Regions from separate parts of the Mus musculus genome. Here region 2 is linked to region 1. The links are chromatin loops, found by intact Hi-C in ENCODE. Cell type or tissue: left cerebral cortex. All regions are shown on one strand. Links, peaks and the distances in the headings refer to the core of each region. The heading gives the core; the rest is flanking DNA. Region 1 overlaps Rtn1 (reticulon 1). Region 2 overlaps Gm33487 (a long non-coding RNA gene).

Region 1 (7,121 bases), core at 2,369-4,868:
TTCCTACCTTGATGTCCCTGAACAATGGACTGGAACTATAAGTCAAACAAACCTCCCCGCCCCCCAAATTGGTGGTGGCTATGTTATTTGATCATAGCAACAGAAATGGAACTCAAACATGGTTTGCCTGCCAGAACCCACATCAACCTGACCAGTCATGATACATGAGCGCCCGCAGAAAGCCAGCGCTTCTGGTGCATTGATCTCTTGTTTGAGCTTCCTCAGCACTTACCACCTAACGGCCTGCTCAACTGCTTTTATCTCTAAACCCTTGAGATCAGCCTTCTGTTCACTGGGGTATCCCTGTTGTCTGTCATGAAGCCTCCTAGTCAGTGGCTTCTCAATGAACATTTGATGAGCAGATGAATCCCAGATGATGACTCCAGACAGGAGGTGCAGTTGCTGGTGTGGACTTTCACTGAATGCCAGTGTGCTTTGTAGTTTATGCTCTTCCCACAAAGCCCATTTAAATGTTATTATACCTAGTGAAAGGTTAAAGAATAATGGAGCAATTAAAAAGAGAGCTCTGTGTGGAGATCACCTGCTGTTACTGGTGAAGGACTTTGCCTCTTGGCTGTACTCCCCTGGGGTGATCAGCTCTGGAAAGGGCAATGGAGTTGGCAGGGAAAGATGCTTTTAGAGGTTCCGTGGAGGTGGTCAGTAATAGATTGGAGTTGATAAGCCAAGGTGGCATCGCTGTGGGCCAACGTTTAACTGTTTGTTTGCTGAACTGAACCTGGAGAACATTTGTGTACAGGCCAATCTACTAAAGTTTTATAACCTCCATACAATGGAAAACTTTCTGAATAATTTTTTTTTGGTACTCTGAATACAGAAGAACCTTACTAAAAACCAAGTTTGTTATTGAGGTGATTATAGAGATTTGACAAATGATATAGATGTTCTAGAGTAAGACAGATTTGGGTGTGAATCCCCATCTATCACTTACTGGCCCAAAACTTCCAAAGCCTTATCTATGATAAAGATAAAGATATTTTGTCCTCTCTGCAATTGTAATGAGATTATGAACTGAGTGATGCTTTTGAAGTAGTCAGGCTGATAGAACTGGAACATCACAAATTGCAGCAATTACACTCCCATTTTTTAATTGGGCTGTGTTTTCTGTACTACCTCAAATGCTACATGCTCAGGTTGCAGGTTGTTTAAGGACCCAGGAGAATGTGAGACTGCAAGGGGGCTGTCCTTGGTGGATGAGCCTTCTGGCCAGGTGTTCCTGAGGCTGGCTTGATGCTCTGCCTATGTAATTCTGCCTTGGTAGCCACGCCCCACACCTGCCAGTCAGCAGCCTGCCCTTTGATAACCTCATCATTCATATTCCCTCAAACAATGAGAGGTATGAATTAGCCACTTTGTCAGGATCTGGTGAAGCCCACCTGGCACAGCTGCCTTCTTGGGCTTAACCTTTAGCCTGAGCCCTAATCTCTGTTTTTATCAGCTGTAGCCAGACAGCTAAAAGGCAGTAGAAACTTTAGAGACAGGACTTTAATGACTTGTTTGAATCCAGTGTGACATATACCAGGTTGCTGCCCTCCGCACATCACCCTCAGATCAGGCAGCTTCCCACATAAAGGTTTGTCTGCATTGTTTTTCAGGACTGCTACCTTCTGGTAAACGGGTATTTCCGAGACATTTGAATAACAGTGAGGCAGGATTTAATGTTTTCACAATAACAAATATGGGGTGACTCCTTTAGACTAGATAAGCAACGGTTTGAGAGTTTGTCACATAAAATGTTACTCCATTCATAAAAAAATGTCTGCATAAAAACCCCTTTCAGTTATCTTAAATGGAAAACAAGCTTGCCTATGCACTCTTTGGATGGTGCAATGTAGCAAATAGGAAATAGGCTTCACATAGAACTTCTTGTCTCAGCGGTGGGAAGGAGGCGTGCTACTGGAAGGACTTGACTGTTTGCTGTTTCTTCTTTACCCACGTCACACCTTTTTAAAGCCCATGGGCAGGATTTGAGACGCATTGACAAGGAACTTCTGCCCATTAACAATATATATTTTGGTAGCAGGTAAAGACTGACTCTTCAAATACCTGACTCTAACTAATGATTTGGAATGAGTCTCCATAATCTATACATTGAGATATTTAAAAATGATCTCTAAGCAAAATTTCAACTCACAGATTAGAATAACAGGATGAGTTTTCATTTATAACTTGGCAGAATTTAGCACTAGGATCCTGTCATGTTGGTTGTATTGGTTTTGGGGGAAGTATTTTAAAAATAAAGTTGCTATCATGGAAATGTTTCAATGTGCATATCCAAAACCAGAAACATTTTTCTTGCATAACCTCAGAACTATTGATACTTTAAATAAATATGTCATATTTCTCTAATACTCTTCCAATTCCCCCCTTTCAGTTGATCTATTTTAATTAGCATGTGAGCAAAGGTGTCTTAAATGATGACAGAAATCAGGGCAACGCTCTGTGTGCTAGTTGGTTATTAGGTAGGGCTCCTTTGTCTATGACAAACATTTTTTACCAGGAAAGTTTTTACACATAGAGAATCATTATGAGATTCTTCACTGTTCACATGGTTGTATGACTCTCTTATTAGCTCTGCTCTTGACTTTTTGGTGACCAAGATTTCATAGTCTTTATACTTCTGATTTAATGAGAAAATCAGAGACTATTCCGTGACTCCTCTTCTCTGGGAGGAAGCCTTGAAGAACCCAGGCAAAGTGGATGGCCAATATGCTGTGACATTGCGCTGCTTATAAATCTCGAGAGTATCTTCTCCTCTGACTGGATAGCCACTGCACTTTGTAAGTGTTATTGAGTCTGACTTTCAGCTGACAAGACTTTCTGGGGCATCCCCCAGAGAGCCGGATGCTGCAGGGTTACCAGCAGAGTCACCACCGTGGGTTAGTGAGAAACTAACAAACACCCGATCTAAAACTGGAGCGTTTGGAACAGTGTGTTTACACCTTACGCAATGCCGGTTGTATTTCAACATTTTCCAAAAATATCACACAAAGGTATTTAGAAAGAAGAAAAACAAATCTGGTTTGTAAAGTGTTTGTCTGAGGACTGCCACTGTTGCCATGGGATTCACAGAAGCAGATTTTCACGGCTTCATCAGACCGAGCCTGTTTTTTGAACAGGTTCCGGGGAGAGTGGGCTCCTGCTGCCCTGTTCTGGGTGTTTTCGTTAGACTTAACTCAGCCTTAGGAATATCAACATTTCCTTTGTACAAAAAGTACATTGGGTGATAATGCCTAGGTTTGCTTTTAGCAGACAGCTTTAGCGATACCAGATTTATTTTCCTATCTGCTGCTTGTTTCTAAATAGACATCATGTAACCAGCTTCACACGGCTCGTCTTGGAGCATAGGCAAATGTTAGCTTAATATTTGAGTGCCATCTGCTGTAAGTTCCATGGCATTCAAGCCCATCTGGCTTCCGTGCGGCAAGTCCCCTTTCTTTTTAACATCTCAGTAGAACGCAGCCCAAGCCTCGCACACTGATGGGGCCGACTCTTCCACTGATCACCGCATGGGGCTGCTGTCCAAGGATCATGTTCTCTTGGCTCTCCATGCACCTTTCCCGGAGACTTGTGCTTCAGCTTCGGGAAGCACGTGCAAGCGTGTGATGTAACTAAGCAGTCAGTGTGTTCCTAAGTCCCTTTGCTTTATCTGAAATAGCAGTCTGACTCTCAGTGGGTGAACATTTGCCACCTCAGTAAAGTTACTGAATAAACGATTATTAAGAACAGAGTATATGCTGGGCTTTTTAGAAGACATTGGAATGGAGGGAGTGGAGAACAGGAAGACTGTCTGCTGCCCTGACATCCCATCCATGAAGGAGATTAATGTATCCACACAAATGAACCCAGATAACTCAGAGCAAGGTGGTGATAGGCAGTGTGAAGTTAAGTCCAGTCCAGAGGTATAGGCAGTCTGGTTCATTTCTCTTGACCTACTTTTACTAGCTTTGAAGTCAAGTTGATCTGAACACTGAACATCATGAGAAGACTAATATTTCTATCAGTAGTTGTGGTAGGAGGTTCTAGAGTCAAGCAATCAGAATTGTAAGCAGGTCATGTAGGCTCATCTTTATTTACGTTATTAGACGTGTCTATACCCACACTCTCATGGATTCCTGAATCAAGTACATAGGAATTCCTGGGTAGGAGCTGAGGAGCCTAAGGTGACTAAGACCCAGTCCTTGAAACCAGACATTGGTAGAGACATGCAGCTAAAAATGATGTCACAAAACATTCCAGGCACACTGAAGGCCACACTTACCCCGGCCTCTCTGTGTTGCTGACTTACACTGCAACAGCTGAGCCGTATCTGTATTCATATCTTTCTGTACTTATTTATCCACAGCTTCCAAAATCTGGGGGCCGGGGGATTATTAGTGGAATATTGATCCCGTTCTTCTTCCCGTTCCCCTTTACTTCAAAGGAAGAGATTAGGTTGTCCAAAAGTAATAACAGTATTTGTTTGGTTTACTGGGGGTGGGGTGGCAAATACAGAAATAATTGTTGCTTCAATTGCCCGAGTACCAGTTTCAGATGCTGAAATGATGACACACTACTGCGGGGGGTGGGGTGCAAATGTGTTTTCTACCTGGCTTCTCCCTGTTATGTGGTACATTTGGAGTTACTGCATAGCTTGAGAAACTCAACAGACCTTTGTATAACTGAAATTAAACATTTAACCTCCATAGAGGCCATCAGGGATCAGGTACAAAGTGGGGCAGAGAGGAGGGATGGAGGAAGCTGCACATTCGTATTGGATTGTTCATACTCCCCAGCCTGAAGCCAGGAGCCTGCAGTAACCTGTGTGAAAGCAAAAGTAAAATTGAGTTTGGGGACTAGGGAAAAGCATTGCATGTCCTCTTATTGTATGCTCTTAGGAGTGTTTTTTTAACACAGTAACTCCAGATACCAAGGAGATTTAGGCCACTCCTATTCTTTTGACTACAGAGAGTGTTTTCTTTCAGTCTTATATTACTCAATAGAACCAGAAAACTATTTGTTTGGCCAATAAAAGCTGCACAAACTTCATCTCACTGAACATTCATAATAAGGGCCTGGTTTTCTGATTAGCCATTTCTTTCTACCCCCAGCCCAGTGTGCATGGTTGGCATCAAATACTGTGCTTTTTTGGAGGCACAACTTTCCAGAGAGGCAGACTCTCCTACCGACCATGGTGTTGCTGGTCCCCAACTACAAGGCCAGCATGATGTCTCTCTGGCTGCCCCACTGGCGTGCCCTTGAGTCCTCTTGCCTCTCTGTGGCTGGCAGTTAGATTGTACCGCCAACATCCATCACATCTCTACTGTCTGCACAGGCAACACTGAATTAAAACTAAGAAGCCAGCTTTCCGTCCACTGCATAACCAGTCTGTGAGGTGGGGATGTGTGCTGGTGTTCAGGATCTAGTAACTCAGGGCTTCTAAAGCCTCAAGAGCACAGGCCTTTTGGTGTTGGCAAGTTTCAAACTCTGAGCATTTCTGTTTCCCCTTCCCCTGGTGATGGACCCTGTATACTCATTCATTTCATCCTCCCAAAGACAGAAAGAGCAATCTGCCCACATCAAAATCATTAAACATCGCATGGCATTTGCAGTTTTTTTTTTCAATCTTTCAGTAGATCTTTGAATCTGACAGAGGTCTGGCTGTTCTTGGGGGCAGTGATTCTAAAGTGAAGATTCATGTTCAGAGGTTCTTATCATAGCGTAGTCCCTTTCTCATGGTGTGCCTTTAGGCACCAAAACGCCATCCTGAGTTGACATACTTCAGTTAGCAAGAACAGTTAGCCAGAAGCATAGCCACAGAAGCTGAAGAGCAGGGTCAGTCCACCTAGAGACTTCCCCGGACCTACGGGCTCTGATGGAGTAGGTCTGCACGCTTGTTTTTGGCAGGTGGTACTGTCTACACGTTGAGTTTTATGGTCTGAATGGTACGCCCATCATGACGTCAGTTGTGCTAAGGTCTGGGGCTCTATTACACTTTTGTAAAATTCAGTCGTGCTCTTGTCCCAGCAGACGTGTTGACGTGAATCCTCCGGCTGCTGACAATTACTTCTGGATCTCCACGGTCCATGTGAAAACACACCTTTTCAAAGAGGGAGGTTTTGTTTTTGTCCTGAGAACAATCTTGGAGAGCATTGAACCCACTCAGGTCGCTCTGCAGATGGGTTGAGCAAGGAACAGGCAGCTATGACTGAATCTCGAACCAACCGGGACCAGCAGACTACAGCTGGTGACTGTTTTATATCAGATCTATTCAGACACAATCCACAAGCCAGAAAATTCACCATTCTGACATCCATAGTCCACGGGTTATTTCTTCATTTACGCTCCTGTCACCACAGTGTAACATTTCCAGTATTCCTGACGGAAACTCTGCCCTGTAGCTCACTCTTCCTCTGCCTCCTCTCTTGAAGGCCCCGCAAATCACTAATCTGCCTTCTAGTTCTTCAGAGTTGCCTGTTATGCGTATATTTCAGATAGGAGTCAAATAATATGTGTTTATTTGTATCTTATTTTTTCTCTTAAACATCAGTTTGTAGCAGGTGTCAATATGACACTCTTACAGCCGACTAACACTCCATACAGGAGATACAACACATTGTTTTTACCCAGTCATTTGAATGGGTTGTTCCCATTTTTTTTCTATTTTGAATAACTCTGTACCATGAGCCTTCATGTGAAGATTTTTGTGAGGATACATGCTTTCATGTACTTTTACCCAGCAGTGGGCCTGCTGGGTCATGAGGAAACTAGATTCAATACAATGTAAATGTAGGCTTTTTAGGTTTTGTTTCAGTCTTCTGATTTATACATCTTTTCTTATTTAATACCATGTATTATGGATTTTCAGGAAGTGAAATCTGGAAGAAAAAAGGTAGCTTCGCTATTTTACAATGTGTCATGAGTCTAGTGTCTCTTCATCCTCGCAGATTACACACACACACACACGTACACATACATGTTCACATACACATACATATAGTGCTCATCTTAGTGGTTTTGATTTGCATTTCACTCATGACTAATGCTTTCTAAATATTTTCTCGTTTACTTTTCAGTTGCTTGTGTTTCTTCTTTGTAGAGTTCACTCTTGTTTGTCTATTTTC
Region 2 (7,121 bases), core at 1,503-4,002, 140 kb before region 1:
TGACTCAACTAGGGGCTCATCATGCTTATCAGCAGCCTTTAAACTCGTGGTTCTCAACCTTCTTAAGCCCTTCCATACAGTTCCTTGTGTTATGGTGGCCCCCAACCATAAAATTATTTTCGCTGCTACTTCATAACTGTAATTTTGCTACTGTTATGAACCATAATGTAAATCTATTTCAATCTGCTCTCAGGTCTCTAGAAGTCTCACGTTTGGAAAGCAGTAAGTGTACATGGTACAATGGCAGCAACTGTGTACAGGGTACAATGACAGCAAGTGTGTACAGGGTACAATGGTAGCAAGTGTGTGCATGAGACAATGACAGTTTTCTTTATGACAGAGACCTGTTTACAAATGAAAGTTAGTTCAATTAAAAACAATACCTGTATAGGAGTTATTTAAGAGAAATTACTAATATCTTTCCCATATCCAGCTCTTTCAAAGGGATTAACCATTAAGTGTGGCTCCCACTCTGTCCCAGTGCTGCAGGCTCTCGCTTGAGTCCAGAGCAGAAGGAAGAAGGGAAGGTGAGAGACATGAGATCGCTGTGCCTGAGATTGCATGTGCTTAGCTTTGGGGCGTCCCTTCCCTGGTACGTTCTTTCCTTCAGCTCTAGTGGTTATATAATTTGTCTGCAGCCCTTGTTTCGAATGACTCTGTGTTCCAGATTGTCATTAAGAACCTTCCAGCTAGGCGGGACATTTAATGAAATAAAAGCCCATCCTTGCAGTCTTTCAAAACAGTGGTGCTTGATTTTATCATGGGTTTTCTTTCCATTCCCTTTCCCTTTTAGCTTAACTAAGTTGCTACACAGCGGTAGTGCTATTTGAGCCCAAGTCACATGAACTCAAGCCTGAACTATAAAAGGATGCTTCAAAGTAAGAGTTTATTGATTCTTGAAGATGACAATAATGTAGTTCTCTTTTTTGTGGAATACCAAACAACATTTATTAGTTTTTAATTTAGAATTTAACCAAGATGTTCCTTAGTTCTTGCCTAGCATGTAGAAGGGCCTGCGTGCTATCCCCTAGTACACATAACGAGAACATTTTTTTTTTTGAGACAGGATCTCACTATGTATCTCTGGTTGCCCTGGAACTCATTAACTATATAGACCAGGTCGAGCTTGAACTCACAGAGATCTGCCTGCCTTTGTCTCCTAAATGCTAAGATTAAAGGTGTGCGCCATCATGCCAGGTAAGACTTTCTGATTATAACAACTGTCCTCAAACCTTTGGATTGGATCTCCTTCTTACTTTTAAAAATTACTGAGAGATTTTATTTAAAATTTGGAAATTTAAAAAGTGCATAATGATATAGCTGAAGTTAATCTACTCTAGAGGCTGAAGCAAGATTGCTCTAACTAATATCTTACAAGTCAATATGAAATAATGTATTTGCATGAAGTAGCCCTATTTGCTACACGGAAACTTTAATGAAATACACATTATTTTACAGTTTTGAAATTCTTTTTTTTAAAAATAAAGATCTATTTACTTATTTTATGTATGTGAGTACACCGTAACTGTCTTCAGACACACCAGAAGAGGGCGTTGGATACCATTACAGATGTTTGGGAGCCACCATGTGGTTGCTGGGATTTGAACTCAGAACCTCTAGAAGAGCAGTCAGTGCTCTTAACCACTGAGCCATCTCTTCAGCCACAAGTTTTGAAATTATTAGAGATAGTTGACTTAAAAGAGACCATGGTTTATCAAACTGCATTTGTATCTAATGTCTTAACAGAAACAAATCAGCTTTGACTCAGGGGCCCTGATAATGTCAGCCACCGTTGAAAACCACTGGTTTAGAGCAGCATTAGGCTCATGTAGGAAAAATGACATAATAATCATGATTAACAGTGAATACATTTAGAAAGCTTAGATACTAGTCGATTAGTTATTAGGACATAATTTTACAATGTATTTTACACTGTTTCTTCTCTGGGTTTGAGAGATGACTCCGTGTTTAAGAGCATGTGGCTCTTTTGGAGGATCTGGGTTCAATTCCCAGACCCAACCTTATAGCTCAGAACCATCCTAACTGCAATCTCAGGGGATTCTGATCTCAAGGGGCACCCGGCATGCAAACGGTGCACATGCATATGTGCAAGCAAAAAATTCAATAAATATAAAAATGTCTTTAAATCCTATTTTGGCTTAGAAATTGAGATTCATTTTTAAAGTCCTGAAAAGTACTTTTATATGTACTTGATCTTCCTGAGTGCTGGTAACAAAGATATGTAGAGAGAGAGAGACAGGGGAGGATCTTAGAACTTGTCAGTTGCACGTTTACTGTGCCCCCACCACAGTAGATAGAATTAGCATGTTCAGTAGGAAGAGTTCAAAATTTTGAGTTCTACGTAATTTTAGAGCTGACTAGTTTTGTAAATCTGGGAAAATTACTTCACTCCTCTGAGCCACACCCCGTGTGTGTGTGTGTGTGTGTGTGTGTGTGTGTGCCGCCCCACTCCCCCGCCGTGTGCGCGCACGCGTGCTTGATACTGACTATAACTAGGTATCAAGCCCTCCCACATTCAGCTCCAATATCAATAGCTAGTGAATTCCACCTGGGAACAGGTGGGGGCAGCAGTGAGCTGCATGAGCAGGAAAGCAGGTGACTGCACTTAAGACCCAAGGGGGCGAACTTCAGGCTGGATCTAAGCATGATGAAGCAGTGGTATGCAGAAGCCCGGAAGACCAGAGCAAATGCAGGATTAAGACACACATAAGCAGAACCGGAGGTGAGTATGAGAATTAAAGCCAAACGGTCACAAGGTGTAAGACCACCAAGCAGAGCCAGGCCAAGGCCTGGATAGTGTATTCAGGTCCTGCAGAGAAACCCTGCTCTCTGCTTGAGTTCAATGATGAAGAAACACTCCAAAGTGATGGCTTGGGCTGAAGGCATAGGCCTATCCTTAAAACATAATCTGCACAATGGAATGGGGACTTCATTCACAATTAATAGGCCCAGCTAAGGTAAAGGGGAGTGTTTCCCCCTTCTTCAGCCCCCTTTTATCCTTTCTCTTATAACAAAGTGGGTTTTTTTTTCCTTTTCTGTAGGTCATCTCACCTGAGGTGACCAACTTCTTGTCTGGTCTGGAACTGGGAGTTTCTCTGGCACTTGGCACTCTGTTTTAAAGGTGGACAAATTCCAGGTGACATAAGATGAGCTAGTCACTCTACCCCACGTGAAGATGGTTCTCAGCTGGAGCAAGCCAGTTGGATGGATGTTTTGAACAGCCAATGGCCCTCGTCTCACTGAAGGGAGCACACCTGTCAGAAGACAGAATGAATCCGACCCCAGGTGAACAGTCCCATCCAGCTGTGCTCCAGGCCAGTGCTATAGGAAACTTGCTGTGGTATGAGTTAGAAATCCCATTTTTTCATAAAAGTTGAGGTTTTATTTCTGTCATGTGGAGGTCCCAACTGGAAAGGAGTAGAAGAAAAAAAAATAATCTGGTTAATTTTGAGGTCCCTGGAGATGACTGAGCATGGGCAGCTAGTCTAATATAAAACTAGTTTTGAAGTTACCTGAATCTGTCACCCTACAAAGTTGCAACAACTCAAGCAATCAAGAGAACTATGAGCTTGAGCAGGTGACATGTAACCATGACTCTTTCTCTCTGCTTGCTTCACTCGGTGTTTTCCCAAGGGGGAAAAATATTCCATGACCACTGCATTCTGTGTGAGCTACATCTCCAGGGGTATAGTTTGCAGCAAATGTGCCTGCCTCACTAACATGAGAAGCACTGATTGTCAACCTTAAAACAAGTCATGGCAATAGATTCATTTTCACAAGTTCTGTCACACTGAGGGTAACATATATCCCATGGCTCCCACTATATTTCTCAGGATTTGTTATCTGCCTCAAATTTGATCTTTACTCCTCTAGAAAGGCTTGCAGCTTTCCCAGACTCTGTTCAGAATCTAGCATTTATGCTAAGCTTATATGAGATGGCTAGAACAACCAAGACTTCCAGGACTCGAGTTCTGTGTGTGCCATGATAGAATGTGCCCACCCCTCCTTGAACAGATCCAGCTATCTGCAACTTCTAGCTTCTAATCTGTGACAGTAGCATGCCTGAAGATGGTTCGCGTTAACTATCACCATGACAACTCTAGATTCACCTAGGAGGTAACCTCTGGGCATGTCTGTAGGAGGAGGCCATCTTGCTTGTATTGATTGAGATGAGAAGACCTGGCCACCTCTGGCATCCTCATCCCTCGCTGGGATTCTGAACTACGTAAATAGAGAAAGGAGGCTGAGCAGCAGCAAGCACTCCCCTCTCTGCTCCTTGATGCATTACATCATACAGCTGCTCCACACTCCTGCTGCCTTGATGCCTCTGCCGTGATGGACTGTCAGACTATCAGCTAGAAGGACCCTTTCTCTTAAGTTGCTTTTGTCAAGGTATATATATATTTTAGACCCACCAAAAAACTTTTATTAAGTGGAAGTTAGACTTACTTCGTGGTAATTAGCCAGTTACAAAGTACATCTAAATTCACATGTGTGAACATCATAGAAATCAGAATGGTCTTTCTGAAAGACTGGTGTTCTGGCTTGGTTTGTGCCAGTGCAAGCCAAGCGTAGAACCATACGCAGAGTCAGTACAGGTTGATGATGTTGTCAGACTAGATTGGCAACACCATATTCCTTGTTACAGCTAAGCATTACAGAACATGAAAGTCAAGGTATTTTTTATCTCTGAAACTGAAGGTAACACCATTGTGTAAGAGCTTCTCTCTCATGGTAACAGAGAGAAATGGAGGCCAGAACGTGACTCAGGTATCTGAGAAGTGTGAAAAAAACTTACAGGTAAAAGGAGGCTGAACTGGAAGAACAAGGCACGATCAAGTCACAAGTAGTGACGCCATGTTTGAGAAGGAAACTGGCACAAGTAAGCATAGAGGGCTGAATGCTAACCACTTATTTTATAGGAAGAAATACAATTTTAACCAGGACCGAGGATATCTCAAAACTCAGAGGTTCCTGGGGGAAATCTTGACTTTATCTCAAGTCAACCTTCAGAGGAGTAGGCTGAGGATTCTGACGTGAGTCCTGTGTGATGCTTCAGTGTCTTCTTCTTCACACACGGTCTACAGGCTTGATTGATAGCTCTAAATCATCAAAGTAAAATAATCACTATAGCATCACAATTGCTTTAATCCAGTATTCAGTATTGGTCTGGAGCTGAGAAGGTGTACAATAGATAAAACTCCTGCCACACAAGCATGAGGACCTGAGTTTGAACCTTCAGACCCCGAGTAAAGCCAGATGTGGCTGTATGCATCCACAACCCCAGAAATCCTAGGGGAAAATGGGAAGGGAGACAGGAGAGTCTCTGGAAGCTCCCAGGCTGGGTAGGCATTGCTCACACTGGCAAACGACAAAGAGGTTCTGTTTCAAAAAGGGTGGACAGTCTCCTCTCATAAATTCATAAATCCAGTTTTCATATGTTAAGCATCTGCTGTATACCAGTCACCTCTGTACAACAGGCATGTACGTTATGAGACAAAATGGTGGTTTGGACCAAGTGTGAATCCCAAGACTGCCCATGGTGCACCTCCCATAAGTGTTTGAACCCTTGCTTCCAGCTGGTGATGTTGCTCTCTGAAAGGTTGTAAGATTTTGAGGAGGTTGAACTTGATGGAGGAAGTGGGTCACTGGGGGTGAGATTTCATGTCCTGACCAGGCTCCCTTGTCTTCTTTGTTTCCAGACTGCAGATACATCATGACCAGCCAGCCTCATGCTCTCCAGCCCACGATGGAATGGATCCCTTTCAAATGAAAGCCGGAGCAAACCCTTCCTTCCTGGAATTGTTTCTGGACTGGTATTGTGTCAGCAATGTGAAAACAGTTGATACAAATGAGAGGTCAATAAAGCAGCCAACATGTCACAATACACAATGTGTGTATGTATGAGTGTGGCAACTGCATATATGAAGGCTGAAGGATCACTTAGACACACGTTCTCACCTTCCACCCTTTTTGAAACAGGACCTCTTTGTCGTTTGCCAGTGTGAGCAATGCCTACCCAGCCTGGGAGCTTCCAGAGACTCTCCTGTCTCCCTTCCCATTTTCCCCTAGGATTTCTGGGGTTGTGGATGCATACAGCCACATCTGGCTTTACTCGGGGTCTGAAGGTTCAAACTCAGGTCCTCATGCTTGTGTGGCAGGAGTTTTATCTATTGTACACCTTCTCAGCTCCAGACCAATACTGAATACTGGATTAAAGCAATTGTGATGCTATAGTGATTATTTTACTTTGATGATTTAGAGCTATCAATCAAGCCTGTAGACCGTGTGTGAGGCATTGTGCTGATAGATCACATAATGTTAGTAATATTCGCTAAACACTCAGACATTAGGTTGAAGGCTTTGTCTTATTGCCTCATTCTGTCCTCACAGCAGTCCTGTGGAGAACAGATTATTACGGTTTTGAAATGAGACATTGAAGCACAAGCATAGTCAGTGCCTAGATTCAGAGCTAGTACCTAAAGTCAAGCATCCCTGTGGCTCATCTTATGTGACCTTCATAACAGCCCTAAGAGGTCTACAATATGAATAATCTGTAACAGGCTGATATCATTGTAGACAGTATTAGAATCTAAGGCTTTGAGAAGGTTGTCACTGACTTATATCTGTAACCAAATAGGGCAACTCCAAGACAGGTGCTTATCCTCGTCTGCTTTGTATTACTGTAATGAACACAGTGACCAGAAACAACCCAGGAAGAATGGCTTTATTTCATCATACAGCTATAGTCCAGCATGAAGGGAGGTAAGGGTAAGAACCCAAGGCAAGAATTTGGAGGTAGGAACTGAAGTAGAGGCTATAGAGGAACATGATGCTGGCTTGATTCTCGTGGCTCACTCAGCTTGTTTTCTTCCACAATCCAGGTTCGCTTGCCTAGGTGTGACACTGCCCACAGTGGGCTGGGTCCTACCACATCAATCAGTAATAAAGAAAATGTCCCATAGACTTGTCTATAGGTCGGTCTGATGGAGGCATTTTCTCAGCTGAGGGTCCCTTTTCCCTAGTAACTTTAGCTTGTGTCAAGTTGACAAAAAACAAAACAAAACACAACCACCACCACCACCACCAACAACAACAAC

What was found. A loop is a pair of places that touch in the nucleus more often than their neighbours do. Peaks named below come from ENCODE experiments on the same cell type or tissue, not always from the same donor. Only the 100,000 strongest peaks of a DNase experiment are listed, where the experiment ranks them.
Region 2: a loop joins it to region 1, with 4 times the contacts of the local background. A loop is called at or near these places in 11 of 42 quality-filtered maps.

What each region holds. Positions count from the first base shown.
Region 1 is chr12:72,281,914-72,289,034 of GRCm38, reverse strand. All of the region lies in intron 3 of Rtn1 (reticulon 1), which reads left to right. It overlaps Gm52013 (a long non-coding RNA gene), which reads right to left. Exons shown (of 3, transcript XR_003950281.1): 3 at 5,610-7,121. Among named protein-coding and RNA genes, the nearest start is that of Gm52013, 25 kb to the right of the region's middle. In left cerebral cortex, for the core only: a CTCF peak has its summit at 3,484; DNase peaks (open chromatin) are centred at 3,428 and 4,298; H3K4me3 peaks cover 922 bases; H3K27ac peaks cover 1,561 bases.
Region 2 is chr12:72,423,435-72,430,555 of GRCm38, reverse strand. It overlaps Gm33487 (a long non-coding RNA gene), which reads left to right. Exons shown (of 3, transcript XR_381676.2): 1 at 1-878; 2 at 3,063-3,306; 3 at 5,724-5,908. Among named protein-coding and RNA genes, the nearest start is that of Gm33487, 5.3 kb to the left of the region's middle. In left cerebral cortex, for the core only: CTCF peaks have their summits at 1,545 (motif pointing right) and 2,590; a DNase peak (open chromatin) is centred at 2,577.